Linked DNA regions of Homo sapiens: region 2 is linked to region 1. The links are chromatin contacts, found by Hi-C or POLR2A ChIA-PET in ENCODE. All regions are on one chromosome and are shown on one strand. The core of a region is the stretch at or near the end of the contact, and the rest is flanking DNA. Distances in the headings are between cores, read along the strand shown.

The links. A loop is a pair of places that touch in the nucleus more often than their neighbours do. ChIA-PET counts read pairs that join two places held with the same protein, here RNA polymerase II (POLR2A). Pooled maps may share reads with other maps.
Region 2: a loop to region 1 is called in a map of CD8-positive, alpha-beta T cell, with 22 times the contacts of the local background. The contact joins the promoter of SLC2A1 here to the promoter of PPCS in region 1. A Hi-C loop is called at or near these places in 5 of 168 maps with a recorded cell type or tissue (CD8-positive, alpha-beta T cell, ascending aorta, naive thymus-derived CD4-positive, alpha-beta T cell and 1 more), 8 of 37 single-sample maps with no recorded cell type and 13 of 50 pooled maps. POLR2A ChIA-PET finds 5 or more read pairs at or near these places in 1 of 52 experiments (HEK293).

The regions. Positions count from the first base shown.
Region 1 is chr1:42,455,150-42,458,502 of GRCh38, reverse strand. It overlaps PPCS (phosphopantothenoylcysteine synthetase), which reads right to left and starts at 1,960. Exons shown (of 3, transcript NM_024664.4): 1 at 1,430-1,960; 2 at 1,153-1,256. The coding sequence starts at 1,937. It overlaps ZMYND12 (zinc finger MYND-type containing 12), which reads left to right and starts at 2,481. Exons shown (of 8, transcript NM_032257.5): 1 at 2,481-2,615. The coding sequence starts at 2,506. It also overlaps a transcript of CCDC30 not described here. RefSeq lists enhancers at 1,610-1,729, 1,820-1,889, 2,130-2,359.
Region 2 is chr1:42,957,490-42,960,803 of GRCh38, reverse strand. SLC2A1 (solute carrier family 2 member 1) reads left to right here and starts at 1,936. Exons shown (of 10, transcript NM_006516.4): 1 at 1,936-2,170. The coding sequence starts at 2,153. SLC2A1-DT (SLC2A1 divergent transcript) reads right to left here and starts at 1,755. Exons shown (of 4, transcript NR_033967.1): 1 at 1,227-1,755. RefSeq lists silencers at 1,580-1,763, 1,636-2,045, 2,176-2,815.

The DNA of each region.
Region 1 (3,353 bases), core at 711-3,210:
CACTGCTTTCATCTCTAAGTCCTACAGCAGTGTAGGACCTCAATAAACTATTCTACAAAGTCGGCAAATGCCCCACAGATAAGAGTTTCTCCTAATAAAATCCTACCTGTATCACCCAATAAATGACTAAGAACTCCTGAAGGTTCCAAAAATCTAAAATCACAACCACACCTACCTTATCCATATTTCTTCCTTAACCTACAATAGCCCCCAACTAATCTACCCACTCCACTTTCTCCTTCTCTACTTCGTCTTTCATACTGATGCCAGAATGTTGTTCTCAAACAAAAACTTTATCTCATTCTCCTACTTATGTGTCCCTTAGCTCCACAAGAAAAAGTCCAAGCTCCTTAAAAAAGGAAAATAAAGTCTTCTACAAAGCAAGCCATCTCTTCAGTCAGCTCTCCAGCCTTACCAAAGCACTTCGGTTCACAGCCCACTGCCCACTTTCAAATTCCTACTGCCATACTCCACCTGGAATGACCTTTCCCACTTCGTACACCCTCTGCTCATTTTGTTTTGATTTTTGGTGTTTTTTTTTTTTTTTGCGACGGAGTATCGCTCTCGTCGCCCGGGCTGGAGTGCAATGGCGAGATCTCAGCTCACTGCAACCTCCGCCTCCTGGTTTCAAGCGATTCTTCTGCCTCAGCCTCCCGAGTAGCTGGGATTACAGGCGCCTGCCACCACGCCCGGCTAATTTTTGTATTTTTTTAGTAGAGACGGGGTTTCACCATGTTGGCCAGGCTGGTCTCGAACTCCTGACCTCAGGCGATCTGCCCTCCTTGGCCTCCCAAAGTGCTGGGATTACAGGCGTGAGCCACCGCGCTCGGTTCTGCTCATCTTTTAAAACCCAGTTCAATTCATCTCCTCCAAGAAGCTTCATCGACTCCCCCAGGATTCACTCGCCCCATGATCTGACTGCACTTTGTACATACCTCCACTAGAGCATTTATCACTCTGTATTGTAATTATGTCTGTGTCCAGCTCCCTCACTAGATTGTGAGGTCCATGAGGGAGGGCGGTGTCTTATTCATCTCTGTATCCCCTGTGCCTAGCGAATACAGATGCAGAAAGGCCATCTCCAGATCAAGAGGAAATTAACCCAAGATTGGTTATATGGGATTAGATCTCTGGAAGAGAAGCGCCCATCACCTGCAGTGGGCCCCCAGATGACTGGATCTTGTGTTCAGGCATTTCAGAGACAGGAACATAGAAATCTGACACAGCCGCAGCCAGGTAAAACATCGCAGAAGGGCCTGCAAAGAGAAACACAAGGTGTTAACAAATCGGCGAGGTACGATATAGGATCAGCTCCTTCTCAACTCGGGTTCCCCAGCTGAGATCCGTGGGTAAGCAGGAGGTAAGGGGATAAGTGGCTGGAAAGAAAGGCTGTGCTTCCAGGCAAAAGGGGTACTCCTAGGGCACGCACCTAGCGGATTGAGTGCCTGGGCCGCAGCCTGCAACAGATGCAAATAGTCCGCCAAAGTGGTGAACTCTACTGCCAGGAAGGTGCCTGCAGCCGCAGCCTCCTGGTAGCTCCTCAGAGCCTCAGCAAAACCCGGAAGTGCATTCTCCTCGGCCTCCAGGCTCAGCAAGCCCGAAAGGGCTGGGCCCGAAGGCCGCAGAGCGGACAGCCAAGTCTGGGGTGGGAAGCGGTGGGCATAGGGGAAGGCAGAGCGAGCGCGATACAAGAACAGGACCCCGTAGCCGGCGGCTAGGAAGGCCTCGGCCGAGGTTGCACCGCGCCGCCCGCTGCTGAAGTTGTCCAGGAAGCGCACCGGCCGCGCTTCCAGTGGGACCTTGGTGCCGCCTGACGTAACCAACACCACCCGCCGGCCCTGCGCGCCCAGCCTGGCCGCGAAGCGAGCCATAACCTCAGCCCAGCGCGCAGCACCGGGAGGCTGGGGGAACTCGGCTACCGGATCCATTTCCGCCATCTGCAGCGCAGCGGCCGGCGCCTGCGCACGTTTCGCGGCCGCCGCGCCACGCCCCTTCTCGCCTACCTGGTGTACGCGCCGCGCCGTACTGAGTGGGCGGTTCACTACCCTTCTTTTGACACTAGGTCCCGATCTCGCCAAGTCTGGAAATGCGTAGTTGTTCTGCCCCAGAGCCCAGCGAAAGTGACACTGCAACGAGGGGGATCCCCGGCTGGGTGGGCATCTGGTAGGGTCACGTTCCCTCACGTTCGTTTCCTAGCCTGGGTGAAGAACTGGCCATGTTTGACCCTTACCGGCCACTGTACGGGCCTTTCTGGACTTGGACTCCTTGGGAGTCGTTTCTCGGCCATTTGACCCGTGGGACTTGTGGGTTTTGTGCTGCTTTTTCTTTCTTTCTTCCCCTTTTCCAACTTCAGCAATACACCCAGATGTTAGTCGAGTCACGTCCCGCCGCCCTCTGCCCTTGAAATGCTGGCAAGTACGCAGCCCCGCGATCGTCACGTGACGCCGGGGTTCAGCGTATCCTTGCTGGGCAACCGTCTTAGAGACCAGCACTGCTGGCTGCACCATGAATGTGATCTACCCACTGGCAGTCCCCAAGGGGCGCAGACTCTGCTGTGAGGTGTGCGAAGCCCCAGCCGAGCGGGTGTGCGCGGCCTGCACAGTCACTTATTACTGGTAGGCCCTGAAACGTGGCACCTGGGCGCTATAACTCCCTCCCTCTCTCCCTTTCCCGGGTCTGGCTTGGGTACCTTGCGTTAGCCGTTGCCCCTGACTCTGCAAGGGACACCTCAAAACGGCTTTAAGACAGGCCCCTAAGACTCCCGTGGCCTCGTCTGTCTCATCTCCCACTTATTCGTCACTCATGTTTTCTGAAGGCGTACTCTGTGTTATGCACTATTTTAGGTGCTAAAGTTACTGGGGCAGCTCGGTAGATCAGTTCCTTCAAAGATCTAACATTCCAATGTGGGAGACAAATCAGTAAAGAAACAGGCCGGGCGCGGTGGCTCACGCCTGTAATCCCAGCACTTCGGGAGGCCGAGGCGGGCGGATCGCCTGAGGTCAGGAGTTCGAGACCAGCCTGGCCAACATGGTGAAACCCTGTCTCTACTAAAAAATACAAAAATTAGGCGGGAGTGGTGCTGGGCGCCTGTAATCCCAGCTACTCGGGAGGCTGAAGCAGAAGAATCGCTTGAACCCGGGAGGCGGAGCTCGCAGTGAGCGGAGATCGCGCCACTGCACTCCAGCTTGGGCAACGAGAGTGAGACGATAGTGAATGGGGCAGTATGTGGAAAGCTTTCCCTGTGGAAGAAACATTTGAGCTGCATTTTGAGAGGGCAGTCAGAACCTGCTGTGTACAGGAGTAGTGAAGAAGGGTAGGGCATTCCCGGCATCCGGGACTGCTAGGGCAAATGG
Region 2 (3,314 bases), core at 687-3,186, 500 kb before region 1:
TTTCAGACAGATGAGCAGGAGAGTGGCAGGGTGCAGGACTGGAGGACAAAAGACCAGAGGAGATGGAGGCCCTGCAGACAGCAGGGGAGGGAAGGAGGATGAGGTGGTGTAGACAGCGGAGTCAGCAGGACTTGGTCTGTCCAGGGGTGAGGAGAGAGGTGGCCCAAGCTTTCCAGGCTGAGCATAGAGAGACCACAGGAATTGAAGCCTTGGGCAGGGGGGTGCCCAGAATGCACCTGCCTTCTGTTTCAGGGCTCCATACTCAACCAAGGTGCCCCTCAGCCAGAACTGGACACATTGCCAGAGAACTCCAGGGGTCATCTGGTCGGCTCAGCCTCCCGGTTTCCGACAGACAGTAAGCCCACCATGACTCCCTCCATCGGGAAAGGGACCCTCAAGACTTTGATCAGACCTTTGGACTGGGGGTCCTTCCCTTCACTGTGTCTCAAGTAAGGCACTGGTCTAGAGGAAATAAGGTGAAGTCAGATGATAGCAATACCACTACCAGTGCAGTGGCACATGCCTGCACTCCCAGCTACTACGGAGGCTAAGGTGGGAGGATCACTTGAGCCCAGGAGTTTGAGACCAGCATTTATTTATTTACTAACAGACTAAATAAATAAACCAACAATACCACCAACCAGTAAATGAGAACTTCCATGCTAAACACTTCATGAGCTTATCTGGAAATTGCACCTCTCCTGATAGCAATGAGATTGGTGTGGGAATTCCATTTACTCATAAGAAGACAGCCTCGGCCGGGCTCAGTGGCTCACGCCTGTAATCCCAGTACTTTGGGAGGCGAGGTGGGTGGATCACGAGGTCAAGAGTTCAAGACCAGCCTGGCCAAAATGGTGAAACCCCGTCTCTACTAAAAATAAAAATAATTAGCCAGGGGTGATAGCGGGCGCCTGTAATCCCAGCTACTCGGGAGGCTGAGGCAGAGAACTGCTTGAATCCGGGAGGCGGAGGTTACAGTGAGCCGAGATCGTGCCGCTGCACTCCAGCCTGGGCGACAGAGCGAGACTCTGTCTGAGAAAAAAAAAAATTAAAGAAAAAAACGAAAACAGCCTCACTGGCCAGGAACTCGCCCAGGATCGCGGCCGGGCCAGTATACAGTTGAGCTGGTTCAAACCCGAGGTCTATCATGTCCTTAATGTCCTATCATGTCAGTCAGTTAGCCTGCCTTTCATATTTTCCACACTTACAGGTCACCATAGACTCACCTGAACTGTGAGAAGTAGAGGAAGGCGTCCCAGAGGAGGTGATTTTAAAGCCCAGGTTTGAGATGGGTATGCATTTCCAGGCAAGAGAGCCCGGCCGGTGCAAAAGCAAGGCTTGGCTCACAAACGGGAATGTGGGGGGTGGAGACAGGGAAGGGAGAAGTCAATCCCTGGGCAAGACCTCCTGGAGTCTCTCTAACAAATAAATACTACTTTCCATGCAGTAGACGCTGTTCTAAACACTTTACAAATATTAACTCACTTGGTCTTTCTACAACCCTACGAGGTGGTACTGTTACTATCCCTAGTGCACCGAAGTCACCCAGCGGCCGAGTGAGAACTCCAGTCCAGCTTTCCACCCGCTACTCCGCGCATCCCAGCTTGCCTTACAGCCGGGTACCGGCTCCACCATTTTGCTAGAGAAGGCCGCGGAGGCTCAGAGAGGTGCGCACACTTGCCCTGAGTCACACAGCGAATGCCCTCCGCGGTCCCAACGCAGAGAGAACGAGCCGATCGGCAGCCTGAGCGAGGCAGTGGTTAGGGGGGGCCCCGGCCCCGGCCACTCCCCTCACCCCCTCCCCGCAGAGCGCCGCCCAGGACAGGCTGGGCCCCAGGCCCCGCCCCGAGGTCCTGCCCACACACCCCTGACACACCGGCGTCGCCAGCCAATGGCCGGGGTCCTATAAACGCTACGGTCCGCGCGCTCTCTGGCAAGAGGCAAGAGGTAGCAACAGCGAGCGTGCCGGTCGCTAGTCGCGGGTCCCCGAGTGAGCACGCCAGGGAGCAGGAGACCAAACGACGGGGGTCGGAGTCAGAGTCGCAGTGGGAGTCCCCGGACCGGAGCACGAGCCTGAGCGGGAGAGCGCCGCTCGCACGCCCGTCGCCACCCGCGTACCCGGCGCAGCCAGAGCCACCAGCGCAGCGCTGCCATGGAGCCCAGCAGCAAGGTGAGTCGCGCGCCCGCGGGCCCTCCCGCCAGGAACAAAGGCGCAGACTCCTGCCCGCCTTACGCCGGCCAGGGCCTCCCCCGCCGCCCCGCTGCGCTGTGCGCCCGGGGCGGGCCGCGCGCCTCTCCGAGCCTGGCTCGGTGCGGGTCCCGAGCGCAGCGCCCCGCCGGGCCGCTGGCCGCAGTGGGGATGGGCTTCGGATCTAGCGGGCCGGAGGGCGCCGCGTGCGTAGTTGGCGCCGGCACTGAGCACATGGCCTCCTTCCGGGGGCGCCGCGCCGTCCACGCGGCCCTGCTGGGGCTGGGGACACAGGGCCCGGGAGCGGCACGTCGCACACGACCTCGGCAGCAGCAGCCCAGCCTCGGCCCCTCCCGGTGCGGGGGAGGGGGCCCGAGCGCGGCGCCCATTGGCTGAGCGGGCCGAGCCCCCGGCCCGGCCCCGGCCCCGGCGCGCGGAGGAGTCAGGAGCCGCCCCCGCTCTCCGTCTGCTCCCCTAGCCCGGACGCCCCTGTAGGTGGGCGGCCTGGTGCGAGGTGTCCCACCGGCCTCCCCTACTCCTCCCGCCAGTCCCCCGCGGTGACGAGGCCGAGGCCGAGGGGAGGGCACTTTTCTCCAGGCCCGGGCTCGAACGCGGGGGTTGAGATGAACCTCCGGTCTCGGAGGCTCTCCTTTGCGAGGAGTGCAGGCCCCAAAGCTTTGGCCCAGTCTCGCGGAGATGTGTTCCGCGGAGGCAGGTTTACCCTCGGGGCCAGGCGGGGAGCGCAACCGGAGGGGCGGGGGATCTGGGGGCCAGGAAAGAGCCCCAGGCTGAAGTCTAGCGGGAAGCGCGCACGCCACGGGGTTGGGGAATGAGGGATGGGGACTCTGGGGACCAACAACTCCCTAGATAGGATTTCTTTTTTTCTGTGTAAGTGGGCTTGTCCTGCAGGGCATCTTTGTAGCGTCCGCAGAGCGATTTCTTTTCAACAAATTGTTTGTGGAGCCCCTCCTGTGTGTAGGGCATTGTTTCTTTCCACCTCCTTTCCTCCCCCTAGTCTACAATATTTTCAAGTCCCCTTTTTCTTTTGAAACGGTCCCTCTTTATCTATTATACTTTGATTTTTCCATCTCGTCAGCTGGGAGGGCACCTGGATGGCCCTTGTTTT